Linked DNA regions of Homo sapiens: region 1 is linked to region 2. Evidence: chromatin contacts called from ENCODE Hi-C or POLR2A ChIA-PET data. All regions are on one chromosome and are shown on one strand. Each heading gives the region's core, a stretch centred on a gene start or an enhancer-like site at or near the end of the contact. The rest is flanking DNA. Distances are from core to core; before and after follow the strand shown.

The links. A loop is a pair of places that touch in the nucleus more often than their neighbours do. ChIA-PET counts read pairs that join two places held with the same protein, here RNA polymerase II (POLR2A). Pooled maps may share reads with other maps.
Region 1: a pooled map shows a loop between it and region 2 (7-fold over the local background). The contact joins the promoter of TRMT61A here to the promoter of PPP1R13B in region 2. A Hi-C loop is called at or near these places in 7 of 50 pooled maps. POLR2A ChIA-PET finds 5 or more read pairs at or near these places in 3 of 52 experiments (H1, WTC11 and activated CD8-positive, alpha-beta memory T cell).

What each region holds. Positions count from the first base shown.
Region 1 is chr14:103,526,338-103,532,754 of GRCh38, forward strand. TRMT61A (tRNA methyltransferase 61A) reads left to right here and starts at 2,859. Exons shown (of 4, transcript NM_152307.3): 1 at 2,859-2,924; 2 at 3,613-3,972; 3 at 6,245-6,417. The coding sequence starts at 3,642. RefSeq lists silencers at 2,786-2,835, 2,846-3,015.
Region 2 is chr14:103,846,009-103,852,314 of GRCh38, forward strand. PPP1R13B (protein phosphatase 1 regulatory subunit 13B) reads right to left here and starts at 1,567. Exons shown (of 17, transcript NM_015316.3): 1 at 1,291-1,567. The coding sequence starts at 1,299. PPP1R13B-DT (PPP1R13B divergent transcript) reads left to right here and starts at 1,713. Exons shown (of 3, transcript NR_038436.1): 1 at 1,713-1,735. RefSeq lists silencers at 1,077-1,276, 1,447-1,886, 1,907-2,036, 2,057-2,126.

The DNA of each region.
Region 1 (6,417 bases), core at 1,609-4,108, 320 kb before region 2:
GGTGAGACCCCCCAGGCAGGGGCTGATTGGGAGCCTTAGTGTCCCCCAGAGCAGGTGCACAAGGAGAGGGGCTTGGAAGGTGCCAGCCTCCCCTCCAGCTGACCTCCCCTGTCCACAGCCCCTGCTCTCCCTGGGGCCCACAGGGGCTGCTTTGGCAGCATCCAGGCAGGAGGCTGCATGACGTTACCAGGCCAGTGTTTGGTCCAGGTTCCTCAGAAATCACACCTGGTTACACGTGAACCACTGGGCCTGGAGGGGGCTTCAAAGGAGGCCCAGGTCTTTTATCCACAGAACATGACCCGGCTCAGCAGGTCAGGCACAGGGCAGACTCCAGGCAGGGCACTGGACTCTATCCTTGTAGTCTGCTCCTCTGCAGAGTGCAGCCAGAGGCAGCATTGCTTCCTCCCAGTGCCCTGCCCCTGAGTTCTGCAGAGCCCGAAGAGGAAGCGGGCTGAGGTCAGGAGAGGGACAGGGGCTGACTGGGGATCACAGAGCACAGTGGGGTAGGAGGCTGTGCTGCTTAGAGGGGAGGGACTGCAGTCACGTGGTCCCTGCCAGGGATTTGGGCACAGCAGCCTCCCCAGTGGGCATCCTTCCTGCCTGTTCCCACCTTTCTTCAAATCAGCCATTGGTTCTCTGAAGCCGGTTTACTGGCTTTAATTCTTAATTAAGAGATAGGGTCTTGCTATGTTGTCCAGGCAGAACTCCAACTCCTGGCCTCAAGCAGTCCTCCCTCTTCAGCCTCCTCAGTGCTGAGCTTTGGGGGTTTATTGGCTTTAAATCCTAATCCCACTTTGACCTCACTGGCTGTGACTTCAGGCAAGTTATTTAACATCTCTGAGTTTCAGTTTCCCCATCTGTAAAGTGTTCCCTCCCTCCTAGGATCCTGGGGAGAAGTCAATGAGATGGCACAGCTGGGCATATACAGCATCAGCTCTTGTTAGGGGAGCCCCAATACAAACTCTGCACAGGGAATCATCAGCTGAGGTAGGGGGGATTGGTTCTGCTTGAGGACTCAGGCTGGGGACTGGGGCAGGCTCAGATGGAGCAGGTGGGCAGGGCTGAGGAGGCTGCCTGGAGGAAGGGGCACTGGAGGAGTTGACCAGCCAGTAATAGACAGAGAGGCAAGAGGGAAGTCGGAACCAAGGGAAACCACCGCCGAGTCACCAAGTCCTACCTTAGGCCCTTATAGGCACCCGGCCCTGACTCCACACCAACCACAGCTGAGAGGCTGGGGAAGAGAAACCCAAGAGAAGTGGAAAGTCAGAATCCCCCAGGGGAGAAATTAGGGGGTGACTCAGGCGGGTGCATCATCAAGGGAGAGAAGCATCCGCTGGAACACAGGTTCGGGAGCTGTGGAGGGGGCTGTTTCAACGTTGAGAGCAGAAGGCAGGGAGGCTGTAAGGCAGAAGTAGAGGCAGCTGGTGGCCAGCGTGGTGGCCCCACAGGGACAGGAGCCCACAGAGAGTGGGAGGCCATGGAAGGCCTCTCACCAGCTTACTCCTGGGGGCTCTCAGCCGCAGCTAGGGCAGGGACACAGAGGGGCTGAGGTTGGACCCCTAGGTTTCCATGATGGACCCTGAGAAGCCAATGCAAGGGCCACAAACAGCCTGGCCTGGCCTGCCCCAGAGGCGAGAGAGTTGAGAGTGCTCTACAGGCTGCCAGGGCTCCAGAGGGGAGCTCGCTCTGCAGGAGCCTGGCCACCTCATCTTACCAGGCTGGAGTGGCTGAGTGACTGGGGAGGGTGCCCTAGGGTCATTGCTAACTGGCTTGGGTTCGGGCGCAGGCTAAACCCTAGGCTGGGTAGGGGGGTCTCTGTTCCTCTCCAAGCTCTGGTCCTGAGAGCTAAGAGCTGGAGGAAGAAAATCCGTGTCCCCTGCCCCCGCTCCCCTGCACACACACTCCACAGAGGAGCCAGCTGGGAATGGTGTTGCTGAGACAGAACGCCACTCCCGCTTCCCTGTTCTGCCCATCCTCCAGCAGCACCTCCTCCAGTCTCCTGCCCAGGCTGCTCACCAGACCCAAAAGTGGGCCCAAGTCATCCAGTTCTCATTATGCCTTGGTTCGCAGGAGGGGACACAGGACCCCTACTCCCTCCTAGAAGCAGCTCTGCACTCAGGACAACGTGCCCCCGTCGGGGGAGGCAGGGCCTGGGCGGAAGGCCACTTCTGCAGACTTTTCCAGGCCCCCATCTGCTGCACAGAGCTCTGGCTGACCCTAGCCCAAGCCTTTTAGAACCGCCCCTTGACCTGCGATTCCTTTTCTGGAATTCATTTTAGGGCCCAGTCAGGGGTGTTCCCAGAGCAGTCTGCAATAACAAAATGTCTATGGCGAAGTGTCCTCATAGAGGACTGGGCAGTGAGCCACGGGCCAGCCCTCTGGTGAACCCCCAGGGGCCGTCAAAGGGGTCCGGGACAGCAGTGACAGCCAGGCCTTGGCTCCTGCCGCCCTTCAAATGTGCCTGGGTGCGACGGCAACCCGCGGCCGGCGGGGCGGGGGGACCTTTTGTTTGTTTGTTATTATTTGTAGAGATGGTGGGGGTCTCACTACGTTTCCCGGGCTGGTCTCGAACTCTTCAGCTCAGAAGAACCTCCCGCCTCGGCCTCCCAAAGCGCGGGATCACAGGCGAGAGCCACCGCGCCGGCCGGCCGCCATATGGATTTTGTCCAGTCTTTCGATCTTCCAGCGACCAGCAAATGTAAACAGAGCAGCTCACATGAGGGAAGAAGTCGCCCAGGAAACGTCCTCTGGGAGGGGCGGGAAGGGCAGCCTGGCGCTCCCAGGATCCCGTGCGCGGAGGGGGGGAGGGGGAGGCGGAGGCGGGGCGCGACGTCATCAGCGGGCGCGGAGCCGGAAGTGTTGTGGCCGCCGCCGCCGCGCGTCGCGGAGGCACGTGTGGAGCCCCGGCAGCAGGAGCGTCGCAGGTGAGACTCCGCGGGGTACAGGGTGGCAGGGCGCGGGTGAGGGTGACCCGGGCCGGGCACGGCGCGCAGGGCCTGTCCCTCCAGCCTCGCATGGGCGGCCCCCGCCGGCCCGGCCTGGCCCCTTGTTGCCTCTGCATCGGCTGGGCGGTGTTTGCGTGGACGGCCAGCTCCGCGTCCCCAGCCCCTTACTGGGGAGCCCTGAATCCTCTGTCATACCCTGCCACCTAGCCCCCGTGGGGGAGACTGGGGTGAGGAATCAAGCCTGGCTTGGAGGTGACCTCATTGACCATTTGCCTCTCCCCCGCCGGTGGACACCTCGCAAAGGCGCTTCCTCATCTCACATCTTGGGAATGGGAGTCAAGCTCCTGGAGAAGGGTGATGGGAGGGTCGGGTCCTCACTCCGGGAATCCTTGGGACCGAACTCCGCCATTGCCAAGCCTCAGTCTTTTCATCTCTGATTTAGGCTCATAGTCCCTGTCTCTTGTCCTAGACCAAGAAAGGCTTCAGAGGCCAGGCCAGAGTGCAGCGCTATTGGGCTCCCTGTCAGGCAGTGGCAGAGACTGAGGCTGAGCTAGCCACACCCCGCCCATGCCCACTGCTGGGATGTAGGCCTCGAAGCCTTCTACCTAGACCCTAGGCCCTCATCCTGCCTCCTGACTTGCTCATGCCTACACACACCCCTCCCCAGGTCCTTGGCCCTTGCCAGACATTAGCACCATGAGCTTCGTGGCATACGAGGAGCTGATCAAGGAGGGTGACACGGCCATCCTGTCACTGGGCCATGGTGCAATGGTGGCGGTGCGTGTGCAGCGTGGGGCACAGACCCAGACCCGGCATGGTGTCCTGCGGCACTCAGTTGACCTTATCGGCCGCCCCTTCGGCTCCAAGGTGACGTGCGGCCGAGGTGGCTGGGTGTATGTGCTGCACCCCACGCCCGAGCTCTGGACGCTGAACCTGCCGCACCGCACGCAGATCCTCTACTCCACAGACATCGCCCTCATCACCATGATGTTGGAGCTTCGGCCCGGCTCTGTGGTCTGTGAGTCTGGTGAGTTCCTCAGGCTGCCTCAGTTTAACGCAGAAATTGACACAAAGGTGGAGGTCAGAGCCTCCAGCCTGCCCTTCCTACAGACACATGTGGCTCCTCAGTTTCTATTTTCACATCTTTCCGGGATGCTGACAGCAGGGAGTGAAGGTGGAGGCAGAGAAGCCCGTTAGGAGGCTGGTGCTGTAACTGGAGTGAGAGGTGGTGGGAAATGGACCAGGAGGAGCTGGGGAGGACTGGTGCTCTAGTGAGGGTCCTGCTTGCCTTGGTGGGGCGTGGCCAGCTTGATGCTTGGCGCTGTCCTAGGTACTGACCGTCAACCTCTAGTCCTCCGTGCTGATGGTGAAGCAGAGAGAGTTGCCCCTTCTGGAAAGAGGCCAGGGCTACCCCGAGGAGCTCACTGTAGGTGGGGAGCCTTCCCCATCCTCATCCATGATCAGATCCTCACCTGCTACCAATGAATGTGAGCACCATTGTTGAGTCCAGGGCCTGGGCTGTGGGAACCCCTGCACATATACAGGTGCTGGGGCCGCCCAGTGTGGCGATTGAAGCCAAGATTGGCCCCAGGCGCTGATGCATCTAGGTTGTTGGTGGCGTGTTCCTCCCGGGCAGGAGAGCTAGGGTCCAGGTTCACGAAGAGTGCCTAGCACTGCCATGCTGGCTTTCTGAGGGCTGCAGGTCACCATGTCCCTCCCTGGGGTGTCTGGGTGGGAGGGGTGGAGAGCAGGACTTAGCCAACTCCATCAGCTGCTGCTCCTGTGCATCCTGTGGTGGGTGCTGGCCTCTCCGCCCCTGCCCCACTCTCGCGAGAGAGCTCAATCAAGCAGCACCTTCTCCTGGCCTCCTCAGATATGCCAGGTCCCCTCCTAGGAACCGTGAACTAGAGAGACCAGGTTCCTGCCCTCGAGGAGGGGGACACAGCCTAGGTGAGCATCTCAGTGCCGCTGGTTGCTGTGAAGCCTGTGAGACAGGGCTGCGTGTCTGAGGGGTACCCAGAGTGGGGACTCTCCAGCTAGGCCAGGCAGGGAAGACCTCTCTGAGGAGGGGACATTTGAGTTGAAAATGATGAGGAGGGACCTACGAAGAGCCAAGGGACAGCTCTGCACCAAGGAGGAGCCGTGCCGAGGCCCTGCAGTTGGAGCATGCTGCCGAGTCAGGCTCAGTGGGGGAGGCAGAGGGGCTGGGAGTGAGGTTGGAGGGGAAGCGAGCTCCACCCCGGAGGCTAACAAGTCTGACTTGCCCCTTAGTGGGAAGGGGGCATGGCCAGGCTTTGCAGAGGGGCGAGGCAGCAGGCTGGGGGCACCCAGGGGAGGGGCTGGACAGGTGGGGAGAGGGGCTGGCCCCTGAAAGGAATGTGGGAGGTGGCAGGACGTGGGACGGGATAGAGGGAGTGGAGGCACCTCCATGGGTCTGGCCCAAGCACTTGCGATGCTCAGCGCTATTTGGGTTCCAGGCATGGGTGGCAAGTGTGCAGTGGCTGCTCTAGCAGGAGTCTCCAGTGGAGGGGCCTGGGGATGGGAGTGGCATCAGGTAGATGGCCCCTGAAGCTGGAGTGGGAGGAGGGATGCAAGCCTTGACCCTCTCCATAAGACAGGAAGTCAAGCAGAGGGGCCATCTTGAGGGAAGCTGGGGAGGGAAGCTGGGGGCAGGTGCGCTGGGGAGGACTGGGGCCGTGTGGCTGGTGGCCAGGCCCTGCGTCCTGAGTCCAACCAGGCCAGGGCAGAGCCCCAGCCCCTGTGTGGTGGGGGCAGGTTTGGGCAGGCTTGGTGGGGGTGGGCTGTCTCAAGGGGACCAAGGAGCTTCTGGGGAGAGGTGGGCATGAGGACCGGCAGGGTGGGCCACTGTTGACGGGGATTGAGGAAGTGATGGGCCATGCATGGAATAAGACAGGGCTGAGTGATGGGATGGCCTCCCTGTCCCCCTTGCACAGATTTCCCCGGAGGCTCCAGGCAGCTGGGCTGCTCTCATTCCCTATACCTGCGCTAGGCAGGATAGGGCAGGGTTGCCACTGGCCTCGCCTGTGCCCACAACAGACAGCACGGCATACACAGCCTGTCAACCCCAGCTCACCCCTAGACAGGGTGCCCAACCCAGGGCTAGCCTGGGGCTTTAGGCAGCCAGGACCATACAGCCCTGGAATGACGCCCACCTGTAGCTTGGGGTCCTCCCAAGCCCTGTGTGGGTCTCCAGGGTGAGGTGGGGGTTGTTTCCTGGGAGGCTGTGGGTCCCGAGCAGTCCCAACTGATGCCTTGCCCATCCCTTCTTGTCCTGCCAGGCACCGGCAGTGGCTCTGTGTCCCACGCCATCATCCGCACCATTGCACCCACGGGTCACCTGCACACGGTGGAGTTCCACCAGCAGCGGGCAGAGAAGGCCCGGGAGGAGTTCCAGGAGCACCGTGTGGGCCGCTGGGTGACTGTGCGCACCCAGGACGTGTGCCGCAGTGGC
Region 2 (6,306 bases), core at 317-2,816:
AATTCCAGGCTCAAAGACCTTGACTTCTTCAAGGTCACATAGCTAAAAAGTGGAAGAACCAGCGTTTCACCCCAGATCTTCTGATGCTCATCCAATTCTCTTTCCATTACAAGACAATTATTCATTTAAAACCAAATGTTTAGAAACCCAACAAGTCTGATGCTAAAGAAAGACCTAAGGATCAAGTAGATCAAACCTTAAGACTTGGAAAACGCTGAAAGCCGGCTACAAAACATGCTGGAATCCGTTAAAAACGGGGAGAAGAGATTATCAAGAGAAAGGAAATCAAAGAGGAAGAAGGGGGATCTAATCTAAATGTCCTTGGGTGCAGCATAGCAGAATGGCAATATTCAAGTAGAGAATGCAGGGAAACTGCACTTTCCTGTGAAATGTGATTTTCAACGTAGTATTGTAGGTTAAAAAAATGACTGTGTTACTTTACTATAAACGTGTTTGAGAATTTTACTTACGATATAGGCGCTCAGAAAACCAATACCTCTCCAACTGGGTACAACCAGTCCCACATTTTTTCATAAGTCATGATGCTTACCTCCCAAAAAGCCAATTTTTAAAAATCAGAATTCAGCATCCCCTCCTATTCAGATTATAGGTAAAGGGAAGGGTCGGTAGGACGATGGCAAATCTAATGGCCAATGTCTTTCTAGGCGAAAGCATCCTTAAGGGCAGGACAAAGACACCACCACTACAAACGAACCTCGTTCAACCTTCAGAACACGGAGAACAAACCAGTTAAAGCAAAACGAACCAACATTGCAGATACGGGAAAAGGGAATTCCTAAGATGGCTCTCCAAATCCGTGCACTCGGCACCTTTCCTCAGTACAACCGCGAAGGCTACGGGAATGCGCCTGCAGAGTGTGGGAACTCCGGGCGCGGGTGCCCACCCCGCCGACTCCCAGGGCGACCCCAGAACGTTCGTTTCAGGCGGGTCACAGCTGCGCCACCCACCAGACCTGTGCCCCAGCGTCCGACCGCGCACCTGAGAGGACCGAGGAGATGACCGGCCCCAAATGCATCTGCTTCTCCCCGCGGCCGCGGAGGCCGAGCAGGAAGGGCCCGCAGGCGGCCCCGGCCCCGCGCTGACAGCCCGGCGCCGCCCCCACCTGCCCGCCTGGGGGGCGCCGCGGCCGGGCGCGCCCGCCCAGCCACTTCCTTCCCCGCCCGCCCGGCCTCGCACCGGCCCGCGGGGGCTGGGAGCCGCGGGAGGAAGGAGGTTTGGCCAGCGGCCCGCGGAGGAAGCCGCCGCCACCTCCCGCCCGCCCTCACCCACCGGCATCATCGCGGGGAGAGTCCGCGACGCCCTCGGCCGCCGCCTGACAGGACGCTCCGCGCCGAGCTGTGCCCACCGCTCCGGCCGCCTCCTAAGGCCGCGCTCCCGCCGCCGTGCTCTCCGGCCCGGCCGCGGCGAGGCGGCAGCTGCGGCGGGCTGCGGGGCTCTCGCTGGCCCTGTCGCGGCCGCCGGCGCGCTGCGTCGCTGTCCCGGGCACCCGGCCGCCGCCGCCGCCGCCTCAACCTCAGCCTCAGCCTCAGCCCCAGCCCGACAGCCTGCGGCCCGCCCGCCCGGCTCGCTCTTCAGCCCCCGCAGGCCCCGCCCCCAGCGCGACGCCCCGCACGGGTCCCGTAGCCCCCTCTGATTGGCCCGGTGGGAGCGGGGGCGGGGAGAGGGGCGGGGCTTCCCGGCTCCGCCCGCTACCCTCGCTCTCAGCGGCGGCCAGGTGCGTGCGCGTCCGCGCTCCCGGCGGCGGGGGAGGGGCGGACGCGCAGTGGGCACCGGTGGCCTCCCCCGCCCTTGCGTGAGCCCCGACTAGGGAAGACCGCGGACGGTGGGAGGACTGAGGCCCGACAGGGAAGGGCCGGCCCGGGTCCCGCAGCGGATCACGGCAGGGCCGGGACTCGAACCCGGGCTCCCGGGGGCCGACTGTGGGCCGGGAGCGTCCCTGCGGCGACGGCGCGCGCCCGCACTCTGACCGCGGCCTGACCCCCGGCTGCCGGCGCGCCGTGGGGCTGCGGCCCAGAGGCCAGTGGGAGGGGCGCGGGGGGCCCCCGGAGCGAGCATGTGACCCGAGGCCGCGCGCTCGGAACCAGCCCCGGCCCGACGCCCTTGGCTGGCACCTGCTTCTCCCCCACCGGCGTCTTCCGCGGCTCTCGGGGCCGCGCCCCCCGCACCAGCTCCCGAGCCTTGGCCTTCGCCCGAGCGATCTCCCGCCTAGAACCCCGCGCCCACCTGTGCCACCTGTGCCCACCTGCGCCAGCATCCCTCGAGGTCCAGCTCCAGCGTCCCCGGGGAGGGTCCGGTCCTCGTCTCCAGGGCCTGGGTCTCTCCCTGCAGTCCCGTCTCCAGAGGCGCCGCCCCCTCGGGCCTGAGCGCCGGAGTGACAGAGCCCTGGGCAGGGCCCTGAGCAGACCCTCAGTAAAGGCTGCCAGGGGGGTAGGCACCCGCTCGGGGCCCCCCACATGGTGCCATTCGCCCGGACCGCGGCGGAGAGCAGACAGGGGGACTGAGGTGCTCCCCGCGGCAGCACCGAACTCCCACGGGCATCAGAAGGCAAGGTCTGCGGATGGCCCCAGACACAGAAGGCGTAAGCCGCCCTGGGAAGCGCCGGCCCAGTGGAGAAGGCCGCCGCGAGGTCAGGGTCAGTCTGGAGCCTGTCTGGTTCTCGGAGAGGCTTCTGGCTGCTGCAGAGTGGGGGCAGAGCAAGGGAGGAGGCCAGGGAGCTCCCACCAGCCCATTCCTGGGGAGCCACCCCTGTCCCTCAGAGGCCACGGGGGCTCGTGTTTGCGAGTGTGGACTTTCCAGTTAGACAGACTTGGTTCAGCACCGCCTCCGCCACACCCTCGCCTGGGATCCTAAACAAGCCGCATCTTCTCTGCATCGTAGTGTGCTTGTCTCTGTGATGGGAGAGTGTAGGGATAATAGTGCCTGCCTCGTGTCAAGAGGCTTTTTCGGATGCGAGGGATGGAAAGCGCCCAGCACAATTTGTGGCACGTGGTAGCTGTTCCATAAATAGCATTCTGTAGTTGGGCCGTGATTAGCAAGGAGGCTTAGTGTACAGACGTCCCTGGGATTTTTAAACCTATCCACACCTGGGCATGAATGGCTAATGACACCCCTCTTCTGGGAGCAGAGTTTGGAGAGAAGAGGAGGCTCTAGATAATGAGTGATCCTAGGCTGAAAGTCAGAGACATACTTAAGTTCTAATTCTAGCTGCTCTGCTTCTGACCTCCTGTGGGGCCTTAGGCAACTTGCACTCCTTCTCTGGGCCTTGGTTTCCCCAGCTTTGACAGCTGATGTCCCTGAGTCACGAAGGGGTACTTCTGGCCCACGAAGCCTGACAAAGGACAGGTTTTGCCAAGGCTCTTCAGAGAGGTGCCCCCCGGGGTAAGGTGATCCAAATGAGCCTGCTCTTCCAGGAAGGGAAGCATTGGCACAAGGGCTCCCCTCTTGCCTGCAGGACCTGTGGGCACAGACAGTGGCAGCTACCGTGCCTCACACCAAAGCATCCTATATCCTCCAGGTAAGGGTCCATTTGAGGCAGGCTGGTCAGCTCCCCCTCAAGTCCTTCCCGCTGGTCCCCATCCTCCTCTCCACCCAGCCTGCCACCTCCAGGCATCGGCCCATCACCTCCCACCTGGACCAAGCTCATTCATTATAAGCCCACTGCTCTAGCCTCCACGCCCCCACCATTCCCAACACGCCCCTGCCCTCCATCTTCCTGGAGCACACACGGCCCAACCCTGTAAAGCCCTTCTGTGTCTCTCCATTACACAGACCAAAGTTCACGAGCAGCCCATCAGGAATCGCCGTGAATGTTGTTAATGTGCAGTGGCTCACGCCTGTAATTCTACCACTTTGGGGGGCCAAGATGGGAGGATTGCTTGAGGCCAGGCCAGGAGTTCGAGACCGGCCTGGTCAACACAATGAGATCCCCCCATCTCTAAAAAAAAAAAAAAAAAAAAAGGAATCACCAGTAATGATGGGATATAGGCATTAAGGTTACGGAAGAAGATGTCCATATTTTTTAGAGATGCATCCTAGCATATGTAAGGGGTCTGCAATTTGTTTAAAAACAATTCAGCCAGAGGGAAAGAGAGCCAAGCAATTAGGAATAACTGAAACATACGTGGCAAATTCTTGATAACATTTGAACCTGGATGGTGGGTATGTTGGGGTGCATTGTACTTTATACTCTATGTTTGAAATATTTTATGTTAAAAATGATTAAAGGGGCCGGGCGCGGTGGCTCACACCTGTACTCCCAGCACTTTGGGAGGCCGAGGCGGGTGGATCACGAGGTCAAGAGATCAAGACCATCCTGGCCAACATGGTGAAACCCTGTCTCTACTAAAAATACAAAAATTAACCGGCCGTGGTGGCGAGTGCCTGTAGTCCCAACTACTTGGGAGGCTGAGGCAGGAGAATCACTTGAACCCGGCAGGCAGAGATTGCAGTGAGCCGAGATTGTGCCACTGCACTCCAGCCCGGCAACAGAGTGAGACTCCGTCTCAAAAAAAAAAAAATGATTAAAGGGGCTGGGCACGGTGGCTCTGCTTGAAATCCCAGCACTTTGGGAGGCCAAGGTGGGTGGATCACTTGAGGTCAAGAGTTCAAGACCAACCTTGCCAACACGGTGAAACCCCGTCTCTACTAAAATACAAAATTAACTAGGCGTGGTGGCATACGCCTGTAATCCCAGCTACTCGGGAGGCTGAGGCTGGAGAATCACTTAACCCAGGAGGCAGAGGTTGCAGTGAGCCGAGATTGCGGCACTGCACTCCAGCCTGGGAGACAGAGCAAGACTCCATCTCAAAATAAATAAATAAATAAATAAATAAATAAAAGCAAGGCATGGTGGTGCTCACTTGTAGTCCCGGCTCCTCAGGAGGCTGAGGCAACAGGTTCACTTGAGCCCGGGAGATGGAAGCTGCAGTGAGCCAAGATCACGCCACTGCACTCTAGCCTGGGCAACATAGACCCTGCCTCAGGAAAAAAAAAAATAAAGATTAAAGGCTGTAGATTAAAGGCTGGGCATGGCTGGGCATGGTGGCTTAAGCCTGTGATCCCAGCACTTGGGAGGCCAAGGCGGGCGGATCACCTGAGGTAAGGAGTTTGAGATCAGCCTAGCCAACATGCTGAAACCCTGTCTGTACCGAAAATACAAAAATTAGGCCAGGTGCAGTGGCTCACGCCTGTAATCCCAGCACTTTGGGAGGCTGAGGCAGGCAGATTGCTTGAGGTCAGGAGTTCGAGACCAGCCTGACCAACCAGTCTCTAGTAAAATACAAAGTTAGCCAGGCGTGGTGGCACACGCCTATAATCCCAGCTACTCGGGAGGCTGAGGCAGGAGAATTGCTTGAACCCGGGAGGCAGAGGTTGCAGTGAGCTGAGATCGCGCCACTGCACTCCAGTCTGGGCAACGGAGTAAGACTCTGTATCAAAAAAAAAAAAAAGTTATCTGAGCATGATGGTGGGCGCCTCTAATTCCAGCTTATCGGGACGCTGAGGCAGGAGAATCTCTTGAACCCTGGAGGCGGAGGTTGCAGTAGTTGAGTTTGCCCCACTGCACCCCAGCCTTGGTGACAGCAAGACTCTGTCTCAAAATAAAAAAATAAAAGGCTGAGCATGGTGGCTCATGCCTGTAATCCCAGCATTTTGGGAGGCCAAGACAGGAGGATTGCTTGAGCCCAGGAGTTCGAGACCAACCTGGGCAACATAGCAAGACCCCCCCCCATCTCTATTTTAATTTAAAAAAATTAAAAATGATTAAATACTCTTAAAACAGATAAAAAGTCCCTTTAGGGAGGACATTAGTATATATTCATATTGGCATAAATACATTCTGGAAGAATCCAGGGAACACTAATAAAGTGATGACTGCACGTGGGAATGGGAACTGGGTTGATAAGGGGCAGAAATCAGAGTGAGGCTTTTCACTATTAGTTTTTGAAAAATAAACTTTATTTTTAGAACAGTTTTATAGAAAAATTGCAAAGAGTTTGAAATACAGAGAGTTCCCAGATACCCCTTTCTCCATCCAGTTTTCCCCATTTTTTAACATCTTACATCAGTACAGTACATCTGTTACAACAAATGAACCATTATCTATACGTTAGTATCAACTCGGGTCCATACTTTTCCCAGATTTCCTTAGTTTTTAGCCAGTGCCTTTGTTTCAGGACATCACGTGGCGTTCAGTCGTCATGTCTCCTTGTCTCCTTAGACTCCTCTTGGCTGTGACAGTCTCGGCTTTCCTTGTTTTTTTTTTTTGTTGTTGTTGTTTTGTTTTTT